Regions from separate parts of the Homo sapiens genome. Here region 2 is linked to region 1. A link is a loop called in an ENCODE intact Hi-C map of the cell type or tissue named here. Cell type or tissue: heart left ventricle. All regions are shown on one strand. Each heading gives the region's core, and the rest is flanking DNA. Links, peaks and the distances in the headings are about the cores only.

Evidence for each region. Peaks named below come from ENCODE experiments on the same cell type or tissue, not always from the same donor. Only the 100,000 strongest peaks of a DNase experiment are listed, where the experiment ranks them.
Region 2: a loop joins it to region 1, with 5 times the contacts of the local background. A loop is called at or near these places in 3 of 110 quality-filtered maps.

What each region holds. Positions count from the first base shown.
Region 1 is chr9:40,947,279-40,955,622 of GRCh38, forward strand. It overlaps LOC107986997 (a long non-coding RNA gene), which reads right to left. Exons shown (of 2, transcript XR_001746463.3): 2 at 1-6,580. Among named protein-coding and RNA genes, the nearest start is that of MIR1299, 22 kb to the left of the region's middle. In heart left ventricle, for the core only: no CTCF peak of the experiment used is centred there; a DNase peak (open chromatin) is centred at 4,733.
Region 2 is chr9:40,900,901-40,909,244 of GRCh38, forward strand. No RefSeq gene overlaps it. Among named protein-coding and RNA genes, the nearest start is that of MIR1299, 24 kb to the right of the region's middle. RefSeq lists an enhancer at 594-1,095. In heart left ventricle, for the core only: no CTCF peak of the experiment used is centred there; no DNase peak of the experiment used is centred there.

The sequences.
Region 1 (8,344 bases), core at 29-8,028:
TGCTAATAAAGACATAACCAAGCTTGGGTAATTTATAAAGGAAAGAGGTTTAATTGACTCACAGTTCATCATAGCTGGGGAGGCCTCAGGAAACTTTCAAGCATGGTAGAATGTGAAGGGGAAGCAAGTCACCTTCTTCACGAGGTGGCAGGAAGGAGAAGCGCAAGCAAAGGGGGAAAAGCTCCTTATAAAACCATCAGATCTTGTGAGAACTCACTCACTATCATGAGAAGAGCATGGGGGTAACTGCCTCCATGATTCAATTACCTCTCCCTGGGTCCCCATCATGATATGTGAGGATTATGAGAACTACAATTCAAGATGAGATTTGGTTGGAGACACAGCCAAACCATATCATGGGGTCTCACTTTATTGCCCCGGCTGATTTCAAACTCCTGGGCTCAAGTGATCCTCCTGATTTGGCCTCCCAAAGTGCTGGGAATACAGGCATGAGCCACCATGCCCAGTCCTAAAGTCTAAATTCTTAACATCTAAAATCCAGAAAATCACAATCACAGGAGAGTTGTACCACGTTAGTTGCATCATGTTAGGTACAACTGTTGCTTTGTTTTCTTTTTATTTGGAAATTATGTATGGTTTAAGGAGGTCCATATGGGTGCCACATCTACAAGGGGTGGACTTGCAGACTTAATTTCAGGTGTCAACTTGACTGGATTAAGGAATCCCTGGAAAGCTGGGAAAGCATTATTTTGGGTATGACTGTGATGGTTTTCTCAGAAGAGATCAGTGTGTGGGTCTGAGCAGACTAGGTGGGGAAGATCTGCTGTCACTGTTTTGAATGTCTTGAATATCACAGAAGAAGTTAAAATGAAAGTTAAAAATGAACAAAATCTTGTCTGCCAAATTATGTAATCATGTACCAAGCACCTCTACACGTAGCACCATGCTTGCCTTCACAAAATGCCTTTTGTCAGATAATAAAAATAGTTCAACAAATTCAGTGGCCTTCTGAGCCAGACACCTTCTGGCACAGAGCTTCCTCCAGTGCTACAAGATATATTAAATCATGAACTATTCTTGATTAGGGATTTGACTGTCAAAAAAGATAAACATATTTGTTTAACATAACAAAACTGGTGCATGTTTCACTTTGGCTGATGAACGGCACTTTCAAAACTGTCCCCAGTGGGTTTTTTAAATCGACTTTATGCAGTTTATGCCCCCATTGGATTACAAAATTCTGTAATTTAAACTGCACGTTTATGGTTTAATAACTGGAAAAAGTGAAGTACTTTATAAAAGCTTATTTGAAGATTTGGATGGCTTTGCAGAAGAAAATAGATTTCAATTGGATCCCCAAATTATAATGACAAGTTTTTAATTAGGTGTGATCAAAGCTTCTAAAAGTGAATTGCAAGTTGTTACCAGTAAAATTTATATCTTCCATTCAGCCCAGCTCATTTGCCAGAAAATTCAGGTGAGTGGATTGGCCAGGCCATATGGCAATGATGAAAATTTTAGTTTAAAAATGTGTCATTTGTCTGTATTGGCATTCCTTCCACCTGATAAAATTCCAGGAGCTTTTGATAAATTAAAACCACAATTGCCTGAAGAAGCCAGAAATATTACATACTGGTTTGAAAATAATGATGTGCAAGGTAGGATAAGAGTCATTTAGGCAATGGTGTTGCTGTTCAATCAAGAGTATTGTTTCTGCCAAATGAGTGGCCTGTATATGAGGGCCTGCAAAATGGATTTCCACATACTCAAAACAATAGACAAGAAAGGCATAGAAGATTGGAAAATGTAACAGGAAATGCTCATGTCAGTGTGTATCAAATTACAGAAGAATTTCAAAAAGAGCAGTGCCACGTAGAAAATGAATGTGAATGTATTTTATGAGGAGAGTCAAATCCTAAAAACAAAAAAGGCAACAATTCATCGTGATGCAAGACTTCAAAATATAGTTAATGATCATGAAAGTCAGCGAGCTATGATGAACTCTGCAATTGCTCATAATCTATCCATGTAATATACTTTTTATATGTCAATTTTCTTTTTAGTGTTTCTTTTTCCATTTTTTCCACTATTTTAAATTGTCAGCATTATTTTTTACAACTTGCTATGCTATGTATTTCATCTTAGTATCATTTCCAATACTGGAGGTATAAATTTTGCAAAGACTTTTAGAGAGTTCTAATTTGTTTTATGCATTTTTTTTTTTTTTTTGCAAATTTGACTCCACAACAGTGTATTATCACAACACTGACTTTGTGTGTAAGCATTGTACATGTACATAAAAACATTAAAATTTCCTCAATAAATGAGAAGATATCCTTTTGCACATTTGCATTTGGGAAAGAGAAAATTCCTTAGGATCTCAGCTCTTTGACTGAATATTACATGGTGACCCATCCCAGCTTTTGATGAATCTGGTCAAAAGACTTAGGTTGTCTGTCACAGTATTCCAGATGACCTAAGTTATAAAGCTGAGTTCACCCAGTTACCAACCACGCTTTTATACATTTTGCTTTTTGACCCATTTCTTTACAAATACAACTCATCTGCTCATTACCATTATACCCGTGAGACTATCGTTAGCATACCTGAGTTTTACGCTTGCAAATATATGCATGTTATTATTGCCTATTGATTGTGTAAAGTGGCCTAGGAAGGGTTCTGTTGTGTTTTTATAAGTTTCTCAAATAAATTCCATCTTAAAAATATAAATAAATGTTTTTTGTTTTTGTTGTTAGACAGAGTCTCACTCTGTCGCCCAGGCTGGAGTGCAGTGGTGCGATTGCGGCTCACTGTAACCTCCACCTCCTGGGTCCAAGCGATTCTCCTGCCTCAGCCTCCCGAGTAGCTGGGACTACTGGCACCCGTCATGATGCCTGGCTAATTTTTTGTATTTTTAGTAAAGATGGGGTTTCACCGTGTTAGCCAGGATGGTCTCCATCTCCTGACTTTGTGATCCACCCGCCTCGGCCTCCAAAGGTGCTGGGATTAAAGGCATGAGCCACCATGTGCTGCCCAATAAATGCTTCTTAAAGAATGTGTTAATAATTTTTTTCCAGAATTGTATTTTGAGAATTTTGTTTTTTTAGGATTGTAATTTTCAGGATTTTAGACTGTACAGATTTAGATCTTATGGGACTTCAACATTTGGGATTATGACGTTCAGGATTGTGTCTTCCTGGGCTGTGGCCCAAACCCGTGTGGTCCAACACTATTTCACACAAGAGGAAAGCAAACCACGTGCATAGATGCAATGAAGGCTTAAATGGGCGTCACGTATAGATTATATCCCAGGAAAACATGATTAAGATGATACATGGCGACTTTTTTTCCCAGTGAAAAAGATCCACATTCTTTTTCTTGTGTGGAATTAAACACAATTTCTGAATCAATGTAAGTGTATGCAAATCACCATATTCACTTAGCTGATGCTCCTTTATTAACAGGAATAGAAGGGAGGTCATTCGAAGAGATGATGGCGCGGGACCCAGGACCTGAGGAAGCTGCAGTGGGTGAAGGGGAGAAACAGAGGAGCAGGGGCTGGAGAAAGAGTGGGAAATCATCAACTACCCTCCTTACTCCTGGTGTCTGGTGTTCGGAACCCAGAGGTCTTCTCTAGGGCCTCGGAGAAGCTTCCAAGTCTGTTCATTTCTCTTTCCCCACGCCTGCTTGTATCACAAATAAAGAAATTATTGACAACTGAGTTCCTGACTAGTTGGCACGATTTTAGGGACCCTTCACCTCATCCGAGCCTCATGAAGGTAGTGGGAGTCCCATGGGTTAGTTAGCAATAGTCCTTGAGATTATTTGGTCATATAAATAATCAAAAAACTCATAGTCATCTTGCTTTTCTCATAATGCCCAGCTGGGGGATGGTGGGGGCAGGGAGGACTGGAGTGAGAAGAGATAGAACCAGAGCTGGCTTTCATGTATGGGACTCTCCAGAGCAATCAGGCCTAAGTACAACCAAGAGGGGTCTTGAAGCAGCTCTGGCGAGGGCAGCCTGGGCTTAGGCCCCAGCTCACACCAAGCACGTCACCTGTCGGACTGAGAAGCTTAAGCAATGTGTTTCTGTTTTTGTTTTTGTTTTCTGGTAAAGAATTCAACGTCATTAGCTACATTCACAATGCTGTGCAGTCATCACCACTATCCATTTCCGAAACATTCTATCATCCCAGATAGGAACTCTGTGCCCATTAGACACTAACCTCGCCCATTTCCACCTCCTGCCATTCCTGAAAACCTCTATTCTACTTTGTGTCTCTATTAATTTGCCTGTTCCAGGTTCTTCATATAGATGGAATCAGGTAGTCTTTGTTTGATGTCTCACTTAGCATAATGTTTTTATCTATGTGGTAGCAAGTATCAGAATTCCCTCCCTTTTCAAAGATCACTAATATTCCATTTTACATCTATACCACATTTTGTTTATCCATCTATCCCTCAATAGACTTTTTAGGTTGTTTCCATTTTGTGGTTCCTGTAAATAAGGCTGCTGTAATGCTGCAATGAACACAGGTGTAGCAGGCAGGTGTGGTGGCATGCGCCTGTAGTTCCTGCTACTCAGATCACTTGAGCCCAGGGGTCCTGAGCTGCAGTGTGCAGTGTTGATCAGACATCTGCACGAAATTAGACATTAGTACAGTGACCTCATGGGATAAGGGACTACCAGGTTGCCTAAGGAGGGGCGAACCGGCATGGATTGGAGACAAAGCAGGGCACAACTCCCAGTTTGACCAGCAGGGGGTCATGCCTGTGGACAGCCCCGCAGCAGGGAGATCCTGCCTGTGGACAGCCCCGCAGCAGGGAAATCGTGCCTGTGGACAGCCCCTCAGCAGGGGGTCATGCCTGTGGACAGCCCCGCAGCAGGGGGTCGTGCCTGTGGACAGCCCCGCAGCAGTGGGTCGTGCCTGTGGACAGCCCTGCAGCAGGGGTCCGTGCCTGTGGACAGCTCCGCAGCAGGGGGATCATGCCTATAAACAGCCTCGCAGCAGGGGTTCATGCCGGTGGACAGCCCCGCAGCAGGGGGTCGTGCCTATAAACAGCCCCTGCACTCCGGCCTGGGAAACACAGTGAGAGCCCATTTATTAAAAAAAAAAGGGGGGGTGGGGAGAGAACACAGGTGTACAAGTATCTGAGTAACTGCTTTCCATTCTTTTGAAGATAGAGATAGGTAGATAAAGATACAGATATAGAGATTTATAGATGTGAGTGGGATTACTGAATCATATGGTAATTCTATGTCTAAATTTTTGAGGAATGGTATGTTTTCCACAGCTGATGTACTATTTTTCATACCCACCCTCAATGCACAAGAGTTACAATTTTTCCACATCCTTGTCAGCACTTGTTATTTTCTGGGTGTTTTTGTTTTGATTTGTTTTGAGGCCGAGTCTCCTTCTGTCTCCAGGCTGCAGTGCAGTGGCGTGATCTCGGCTCACTGCAACCTCCGCCTCCCAGGTTCAAGCGATTCTCGTGCCTCAGCCTCTCAATTAGCTGAGATTACACATGTGTGCCCCCATGCCCGACTAATTGTGTGTGTGTGTGTTGTTTTTTGTTTTATTTTATTTTATTTTTTGGTACAGATGAGATTTCACCATGTTGGCCAGGCTGCTGTCAAACTCCTGACCTCAGGTGATCCCAAAGGGCTGGGATTACAGGTGTGAACCAGCGTGCCTGGCCCCTGATTTTTTTGTTTTTTCTTTTTTGATAGCAGCCATCCTAATGGGTGTGCAGTGTGTGTGTGTGTGTGTGTGTGTGTGTGTGTGTGTGTGTGTTTTAATGTCACATTGGTGATTCTAATGTGTAACCAGGAAAGAAAAGCATGGATTCTGGGTCTCAATTTTTCATCTAGGTAAACCGGAGCAAATAAAACCTATTGAAGAGTTCTCCTGATGATTGAATGAGTTCCCCCATAGAAGGCAAAATCTACAAATGTTTGTTCCTCTCTTACTTCCTTGGAATTCTACTAAACTTCCTGCCTCAACATACAGAGACACTCCCTGAAGCCTAAAACTATGCAGATTTGACACAGGGCTGATTTTAACTTCTGTTTTGCTTTTACCATATAGCTAGCTGCAGATGTCACATGTGTCCTCCATGACATCCAAATAGCACTACACCTGCACCAGCTTTCCTCTCAAATTAACTACTCATCAGTTCTATTATTAAACAAACAAGGAGCAGCTGTAACACTGAACGAATGAGTGGGATTGTGCTTTAAAATTACATCTCTGCCAACACTTTTAGTTTGTTTGTTGAATAACTACAAGTTTTCCAGTTAAATTAATAGAATACATTATACCCATAAAATCCTGAAATACTTGGCAATACACACAACAAAATATTTTACAAGTAGAGAATATAATAAATGTATGACACTTTAGAAATTCATTGAGGTAGGTTTAAACAGTGTTTACTTTTAATTGGTGTGCTTTATTTCATCTCACAGTATTAAGCTGTGGTTTAGTTTATCGGCTGAATACTCACTGTGCAGTCCTTTGTAAAATTTTGGAGGTCCGCAGTAATGTGATTATTGAGCTTCAACAGAATACACAGAAGATCCCAGGAACCACAAACTAATCCATCCACTATGCAGTATCTAAAGTGTTTGCAAAAATAAAAACAAACAGCAACAAAAAAAGAAAACTGAACAACTGACTTGTAGCAAAGCTATCAGGTTAGTGCAAAAGTAATTGTGGTTTTGCCATTGAAAGTAATGAAAGTAATTGAAAGAATAGGTATTCTAGTTGGACATGCTACAATGCATGCCACAACCATGGATCAATTATGTATTGAAAACCCAAACCAACTGAGGATCACTGCTGTGCATTATTCCCATCGTGTCATAATGTGGCAAACTAAAACTAAGGACCTGTAACAAGGGATTTCCAGAGGGAAAGCAAACATTGGTTAAAGCAAAGAAAACTGGCAATTTTCAATGTGCTCAAATCAAACTATTCACATACTTTGTATGCTTCTCTACAAAATCCAGAACTTTTGATAGGATCACCCTTAGGAAAAACTCTAAAGTGAGCAGCTTCTGATCAATAGGTCTCAACTTCTTTTCCCTTCTGTATCACAGACCGTGTGGGTGAATCCATCACATGACTTGATAAGATTTGGCCAGTTGGGAAAGGTCTCTTTAAAGAACTAACACTCAGGCTGGGATCCAGAGCAAAGCACCGTAAACTTGAATGTACATATGAACCACCTGGGGACCTTGTCAACATGCAGATTCTGATTCATTGGATCTAGGGTGGTGCCTGAGCTCTAGCAAGCTCCCAGGGATGCCTATGTGACTTCCTTGGACATCAGTTATAGTAGCAAGAATATAAGCAGATACCAGCCAACAAATCAGGAGTGAACGCATCACGGCCCAGGCAGCCCTGGACCAGGCCAGCTCAGGGATCTGAGAAAAGAGTAACTGGACTGAGGTCTATGAGTGCTTCCATGAGAGGTGAGGCTGAGAAGGTGGACAAGATCTAGGTCAATGTGTTAAGTTCCTACTACATGCAAGGCTAGGCTCTGCATAAACAAAAACAAATAAGGCAAACCTAGTCCTTGCATCTTTAGAGCTTGCAGTCTAGCAGAATTATTTCATGGGTAGAAAATCATTAAATATTTTTTAACGAAGGAGAGACATGATGTAATTGAAATTTTTGAAGAACCTCTCTGGGTGTGCCATAGAGAAGGTATTGGAGAGGCAAAAAGTTGGAAAGAGGAGTATATGTTTGCAGACCAGGTGAAAGATGCAGATGACAGAAGCGGATAATTTTAGCACATATTTTGCAGGTGAAATAACAGTAATTGGTTGCAAATTGTGATGGTAGGGGGGGTTGCAGGAAGAAGAAAGCATCAAGGATGATGATGCTTTCTGGAAGAAGCAAATGGGTAAATGGAGATAATTTTTATGAAGAATGGTAAGGCTGAAAAAGAAATAAACTAACAAAAGGGAAATGATTGAGGAAGTGGCATAGATGTGGGGGCAGAACTCGAGTTTTGAATTCTGATTTTAGGCATGCCTGTGAAAATCCCAGTGGAGATTTCAAGATGGCAGGTGCACATAATGTTTTGGAGCTTGGGAGGAGAGGTCTGTAGGAGTCATATGCATATAAATGTATCTAAAGCCATAGTAATTAATAAAACCTTGTCTAGAGTCTGTGTAGGCAGGGGTGTCCAATCTTTTGGCTTCCCTGGCTACATTCGAATAAGAAGAATTGTCTTGGGCCACACATAAAATATACTAATATTAACAATAGCTGATGAGCTAAAAAAAATCATAAAATATCTTATAATGCTTGAAGAATGTTTACAAATTTGTGTTGGGCTGCATTCAAAGCTGTCCTGGGCCACACATGGCCCA
Region 2 (8,344 bases), core at 148-8,147, 46 kb before region 1:
ATTTCTTTTGATTCAACAGTTTGGAAACACTCTTTTTGTAGAATCTGCAAGTTGACAGTTGGAGCACTTTGCAGCCTGTGGAAGAAAAGGAAATATCTTCACATAAAGTCTAGACAGAAACAATCTGAGAAACTTCTCTCTGACATGTGCATTCATCTCACAGAGTTAAACATTTCTTTTGATTGAGGAGTTTTGAAACTCTCTTTTTGCAGAATCTGCAAGTGGACAGTTGGAGCCCTTTGAGGCCTATGGTGGAAAAGGAAATATCTTCACATAAAAACTAGACAGAAGAATTATGAGAAACTTCTTTGTGATACGTGTGTTCATCTCACAGAGTTGAACTTTTCTTTTGATTGAGCAGTTTGGAAACACTCTTTTTGTACAACCTGCAAGTGTACATTTGGTGCACTCTGTGGCCTACAGTAGAAAAGGAAATACCTTCACATAAAACCTAGACAGAAGCAATCTGAGAAACTTCTTTGTGATATGTGTATTCAACTCACAGAGTTAAACCTTTCTTTTGATTGAGCAGTTCTGAAACTCTTTCTGTAGAATCTTCAAGTGGACATTTGGAGCGGTTTGAGGCCTATGGTGGAAAAGTAAATATCTTCACATAAAAACTGGACAGAAGAATTCTGAGAAACTTCTTTGTGATATGTGAATTCGTCTCACAGAGTTGAGCCTTTCTTTTGATTGAGCAGTTTGGAATCACTCTTTTTGTAGAATCTGCAAGTGGACATTTGGAGTGCTTTGCGGCCTGTTGTAGAAAGGGAAATATCTTCATATCACATCTAGACAGAAGCAATCTGAGAAACTTCTTTATGATGTGTGCATTCATCTCATAGAGTTAAACCTTTCTTTTGATTGAGCAGTTTTGAAACTCTCTTTTTGTAGAAACTGCAAGTGGACATTTGGAGCGCTTTGAGGCCTATGGTGGAAAAGGAAATATCTTCACATAAAAACTAGACAGAAGAATTCTGAGAAACTTCTTTGTGATTTGTGCATTCATCTCACAGAGTTAAACTTTTCTTTTTATTGAGCAGTTTGGAAAGCCTCTGTTTGTAGAATCTGCAAGTGGATATTTGGAACGCTTTGCAGCCTATAGTAGAAAAGGAAATATCTTCACATAAAATCTAGAAAGAAGCAATCTGTGAAACTTCTTTGTGATGTGTGCATTCATCTCACAGAGTTAAGCCTTTCTTTTGACTGACCAGTTTTGAAACTCTCTTTTTGTAGTATCTGTAAGTGGACAATCTGAACACTTGGAGGCCTCAGCTGGAAAAGGAAATATCTTCATGTAAAACTAGACAGAAGAATTCTGAGAAACTTCATTGTGATATGTGCGTTCATCTCACAGAGTTGAAGCTTTCTTTTTATTAAGCAGATTGGAAACACGCTTTTTGTAGAATCTGCAACTGGACAGTTAGAGCGATTTGTGGCCTACTGTAGAAAAGGAAACATCTTCACATAAAATCCAGACAGAAGCAATCTGAAAAACTTCTTTGTGATGTGTGCATTCATCTCACAGAGTTAACCCTTCCTTTTGATTGAGGCGTTTTGAAACTCTCTTTTTGTGGAATCTGCAAGTGGACATTTGGAGCGTCTTCAGGCCTATGGTGGAAAGGAAATATCTTCACTTAAAAACTAGACAGAAGAATTCTGAGAAAATTCTTTGTGATGTGTGCATTCATCTCACAGACTTGAGCCTTTCTTTTGATTGAGCAGTTTGAAAACACTCTTTTTGTAAAATCTGCAAGTGGACATTTGGAGTGCTTTGCAGCCTTTGCTAGAAAAGGAAATATCTTCACATAGAATCTAGACAGAAGCAATCTGAGAAACTTCTTTGTGATGCATGCATTCGTCTCACAGAGTTCAACATTTCTTTTGATTGAGCAATTTGGAAACACTCTTTTTGTAGAATCTGCAGGTAGATATTTGGAGCACGTTGCGGCCTGTGGTAGAAAAGGAAATATCTTCACATAAAATCTGCACAGAAGCAACCTGAGAAACTTCTTTGTGATGTGTGCATTCATCTAATAGAGTTAAAACTTCATCTTGATTGAGCAGTTTTGAAACTCTCTTTTTGTAGAATGTGGTAGTGGACATTTGGAGTGCTTTGAGTCTTATGATTAAAAAGGAAATATCATCACACAAAAACTAGACTGAAGAATTTGGAGAAACTTTTTTTGTGATGCGTGCATTCATTGATCAGAGTTGAACATGACTTTTGATTGAGCAGTTTGGAAACACTCTTTTTGTTGAATCTACAAGTGGACATTTGGAGCGCTTTGCAGCCTACGGTAGAAAAGGAAATATCTTCACATAAAATCTAGACAGAAACAATCTGAGAAACTTCCCTGTGATGTGTGCATTCATCTCACAGAGTTCAACTTTTCTTTTGATTGAGCAGTTTGGAAACACTCTTTTTGTAGAAACTGCAAGTGGACATTTGGTGCACTTTGAGGCCTACGGTAGAAAAGGATATATCTTCATATAAAATGTAGACAGAAGCAATCTGAGAAACTTCTTTGCAATGTGTGCATTCATCTCACAGAGTTAAACCTTTCTTTTGATTGAACAGCTTTGAAACTCTTTTTGTACAATCTACAAGAGTACATTTGGAACGCTTCGAGGCCTATGGTGGAAAAGGAAATATCTTCACATAAAAACTAGACAGAAAAATTCTGAGAAATTTCTTTGTGATGTGTGAACTCATGTCACAGAGTTAAACCTTTCTTTTGATTGAGCAGTTTCAAAACTCTTTTTGTAGAATCTGCAAGTGGACATTTTTAGCGCTTTGAGGCCTATGGTGGAAAGGAAATATCTTCACATAAAAACTGGACAGAAGAATTCTGAGAAAGTTCTTTGTGATGTGTGCGTTTGTCTCACAGAGTTGAACCTTTCTTTCAATTGAGCAGTGTGGAAACACTGTTTTTGTAGAACCTGCAAATGGACATTTGGAGTGCTTTGTGGCCTATGGTAGAAAAGGAATTATCTTCACATAAAATCTAGACAGAAGCTATCTGAGAAACTTCTTTGTGACTTGTGCATTCATCTCGTGGAGTTAAACCTTTCTTTTGATTGAGCAGTTTTGAAACTCTCTTTTTGCAGAATCTGCAAGAGTACATTTGGAACGCTTTGAGGCCTATGGTGGAAAATGAAATATCTTCACATAAAAACTAGACAGAATAATTCTGAGAAACTTCTTTGTGATGTGTGCATTCATCTCACAATGTTAAACCTTTCTTTTGATTGAGCAGTTTTGAAACTCTTTTTGTAGAATCTGCACGTGGACATTTTTAGCCTTTGAGGCCTATGGTGGCAAGGAAATATCTTCAGATAAAAACTGGACAGAAGCAATCTGAGAAACTTCTTTGTTATGTGTGCATTCATCTCACAGAGTTGAACCTTTCTTTTGATTGAGCAGTTTGGAAACACTCTTTTTGTAGAATCTGCAAGTGAACATTTGAAGCGCTTTGCAGCCTATGGTAGAAAAGGAATTGTCTTCACATAAAATCTAGAGAGAAGCAAAACTTTCTTTTGATTGAGTAGTTTTGAAACTCTCTTTTCGTAGAAACTGCAAGTGGACATATGGAGCGCTTTGAGGCCTAAGCTCTAAAAGGAAATAACTTCCCATAAAAACTAGACAGAAGAATTCTGAGAAACTTCTTGTGATGTGTGAGTTCATCTCACAGAGTTGAACCTTTCTTTTATTGAGCAGTTTGGAAACTCTCTTTTTGTGGAATCTGCAAGTGGACACTTGGAGCGCTTTGCCGCCTGTGGTAGAAAAGGAAATATATTCACATAAAATCTAGACAGAAGCAATCTGAGAAACTTCTTTGTGATGTGTGCATTCATCTCACAGAGTTAAACTTTTCTTTTGCTTGAGAAATTTAGAAAGCTTCTGTTTGTAGAATCTGCAAGTGGACATTTAGAGCACTTTGCTGCCTATGGTAGAAAAGGAAATATCTTCACATAAAATCTAGACTGAAGCAATCTGAGAAAATTCTTCGTGATGTGTGCATTCATCTGACAGAGTTGAACCTTTCTTTTGATTGAGCAGTTTGGAAACACTCTTTTAGTAGAATCTGCAAGTGGATATTTGGGGCCCTTGGGGTCTGAATGATTGTCCCTCACATAGGATTGGTGAACACTGCTGCTGGGGTCTGAATGTTTGTCCCTCACATAGGATCCCAGAACACTGCTGCTGGGGTCTATATGTATGTCCGTCACGTGGGATTCCAAAACACTGCTGCTGGGTTCTGACTGTTTCTCCCTCTCATAGAATTCCATAGCACTGCGACGAGGTTCTGAATGTTTGTCCGTAACATAGGATTCCAGAACCCCCCGCCTGTTGTTTAAATGTTTGTCCCTCACATTGGATTCCAGAACACTGCTGCTGGATTCTGAATGTTTGTCACTCACAGAGGATTCCAGAACACTGCTACTATTGTCTGAATGTTTGTCCCTCACATAGGATTCTAGAACCCTCCTAAGAGTGTGTGAATGTTTGTTCCTCACATAGATTTCCAGATCACTGCTACGATTGTCTGAATGTTTGTCCTACACTTAGGATTCCAGAACACTGCTATGACAGTCGAATGATTGTCCCTCACACAGAATTCCAGAACACTGCTACGAGGGTCTGAATGATTGTCCCTCACATAGGATTCGAGGACACTGCTGCTGGGGTCTGAATGTTTTTCCCTCACATAGGATCCTAGAACACTGTTGCTGGGGTCTACATGTGTGTCTGTCACATAGGATTCCAAAACACTGCTGCTGGGTTCTGACTGTTTTTCCCTGACATAGAATTCAAGAACACTGCGACGAGGTTCTGAATGTTTGTCCGTAACATAGGATTCCAGAACGCCCCCTCCCCGTAGCTTAAATGTTTGTCCCTCACATTGGATTCCAGAACACTGCTACGATCGTCTGAATGTTTGTCCTTCACATAGGATTCCAAAACATTGCTACGGGGGTCTGAATGTTTGTTCTTCACATAGGATTCCAGAACACTCCTGCTGTGTTCTGAATGTTAGTTCCTCCTATAGGATTCACGAACACTGTCACGAGGTTCTGAATGTTTGTTCCGCACATAGGAATCCAAAACACTCCTGCTGTGTTCCGAGTGTTTGTCCCTCACATGGGATTCCAGAACAATCCTGCCGTGGTCTGAATGTGAGTCCCTCACATAGGTTTCTGGAACACTGCTGCTGGGTTCTGTGTGTTTCTCCCTCACGTAGAATTCCATAACACTGTGAAGAGATTATTAATGGTTGTCCGTAACATAGGATTCCAGAACAATCTCGGTGTTGTTTGAATGTTTTTCCCTTACATAGGTTTCCAGAACACTGCTACGTTTGTCTGAATGTTTGTCCCTCACATAGGATTCCAGAACACTGCTGGGAGGGTCTGAATGTTTTTCCCTCACATGGGATTCCAGAACACTGCTATGATTGTCTGAATGTTTGTCCCTCACTTAGGATTCCAGAACACAGCCACGAGGGTCTGAATGATTGTCCCTCACATGGGATTACAGAACAATCCTGCTGTGTTCTGAATGTTTGCCCCTCACATATAGTTACAGAACACTGCTGCTGGGTTCTGAGTGGTTGTCCATCACATGGGATTCCAGAACACACCTATGAGGGTCTGATTGTTTTTCTCTTACAAAGGATTACAGAACACTGCTGCTGGGGTCTAAAAGTTTCTCCATCACACACTATTCCAGAGCATTGCTATGAGGGTCTGAATGTTTGTCCCTCATTTAGAATTCCACAACACTTCTGCTGGGGTGTGAATGTTTGTCCCTCACACAAAATTCCAGAACACTGCTATGACGATCTGAATGACTGTCCCTCATTTAGGATTCCAAAACACTCCTGTTGTTTTCTGAGTGTTTGTCCCTCACCTAGGATTCCAGAACTATCCTCCTGTTGTCAGAATGTTTGTCTCTCACATAGGGTTTCAGAACACTGCTGCTGGGTTCTGAGTGTTTCTCCCTCACATAGGATTCCAGAACACTGCTACAAGGGTCTGAATGTTTGACCCTCACATAGGATCCCAGAACACTGCTGCTAGGGTCTAGATTTTTGTCCATCACACCGGATTCCAGAACCCTCCTAAGAGGGTCTGAATGTCTGTTCCTCACAGGGAATTCCAGAACACTCCTGCTGTGGTCTCAATGTTTTTCCCTCACACAGTACTACAGAACACTGCTACAGGAGTCAGAATGTTTGTCCCTCACGCAGAATTCCAGAACACTGGCACGAGTGTCTGAATGATTGGCCCTCACATAGGATTCCAGAACACTGTCGCTGGGGTCGTAATGTTTGTCCCTCACATAGGATTCCAGAACACTGCTTTTGGGTTCTGAGTGTTTCTCGCTCACATAGAATTCCAGAACACTGCGATGAGGGTCTAGAATGTTTGTCCATAACATAGGATTCCTGAACAATCCCGCTGTTGTTTGAATGTTTGTCCCTCACATAGGATTACGGAACACTGCTACGATTGTCTGAATGTTTGTCCCTCACATAGCATTCCAGAACACTGCTACGACTGTCTGAACGTTTATTCCTCACAGGGGATTCCAGAACACTCCTGCTATGGCCTGGATGATTGTCCCTCACATAGGATTCCAGAACACTGCTATGAGGGTCTGAAAGTTTGTGCTTGACACAGAATTCCAGAACACTGCTACGAGGGTCTGAATGACTGTCCCTCACATAGGATTCCAAAACACTGCTGCTGGGGTCTACATGTATGTCCGTCACATAGGATTCCAGAACACTGCTATTGGGTTCTGACTGTTTCTCCCTCACATAGAATTCCAGAACATTGTGACGAGCGTCTGAATGTTTGTCCGCAACATAGGATTCCAGAACACTCTCGCTCTTGTTTGTATGTTTGTCCCTCACATAGGATTCCAGAACACTGCTGCTGGTGTCCGAATGTTTGTCCCTCACATATGATTCCAGAACACTGCTTCGATTGTCTGAATGTCGGTCCCTCACATAGGAATCTAAAACGTTGCTATGTGGGTCTGAACGTTTGTTCCTCACATAGAATTCCATAACACTGCTGCTATTGTCTGAATGTTTGTACCTTACATAGGATTCCAGAACTCTGCTTCGAGGATCTGAATGTTTGTTCCTCACATAGGATTTCAGAACCCTGCTGCTGTGGTCTAAATCTTTGTCCATCACATAGGATTCCAGAACACTGCTAGGAGGGTCTGAATGTTTTTCCCACAGTGGGGATTCCAGAACTGTGTGGTCTGAATGTTTGTCCTTCATACAGGATTCCCAAACACTGCTATGAGGGAATGAATGTTTGTCCCTCACAAAGGATTCCAGAAAATTGCTACGATTGTCTCAGTGTTTGCCCCCACATAGGATTCTGGAACACAGCTACGAGGGTTTGATTGTTTGGCCCTCACGTAGGATTCCAAAACATTCCTATGGTTTTCTGAGGGTTTCTCCCTCACATAGGATTGCAGAACAATCCTGCCGTGTTCTGAATGTTTGTCCCTCATACAGAGTTCCAGAACACTGCTGCTTGGTTCTGAATGTTTGTCCCTCACATAGGATTCCAGAACACTGCTTCGAGGGTCTGAATGTTTGTTCCTCACATAGGATTCCAGAACATTGCTGCTGGGGTCTAAATGTTTGTCCCTCACATAGGATTCCAGAACACTGGTATGGGGGTCTGAATGTTGGATCCTCACAGGGGATTCCAGAATACTCCTGCTGTGGTCTGAATGTTTGTCAATCACATGGGATTCCAGAACACTGCTACGAGGGTCTGAATGTTTGTCCCTCACATAGGATACTAAAACACTCCTGCAGTATTCTGAGAGTTCGTTCCTCACATAGAATTCCAGAGCATACCTGCTTTGGCCTGAATCTTTGTCCCTTACATAATTTTCCAGAACACCGCTGCTTGTTTCTGAGAGTTGGTCTCTCAGATAGGATACCAGAACACTGCTACGAGGGTCTCAATGTTTGTCCCTCACATTGCATTCCAGAGCACTGCTGGCGTCTAAATGTTTGTCCATCACATAGGATTTCAGAACACTGTTAGGGGTCTGAATGTCTGTTCCTCACAGGAGATTCCAGAACACTCCTGCTGTGGTCTGAATGATTGTCCCTCACATAGGATTCCAGAACACTGCTATGGGGGTCTGAATGTTTATCCCTCATGAAGAATTCCAGGACACTGCTACGACGATCTGAATGTTTGTCCCTCACATAGGATTCCAAAACACTCCTGCTGTTTTCTGAGTGTATATCCCTCACATCGGAGTCCAGAACAATCCTGCTGTTGTCTGAATGTTTGT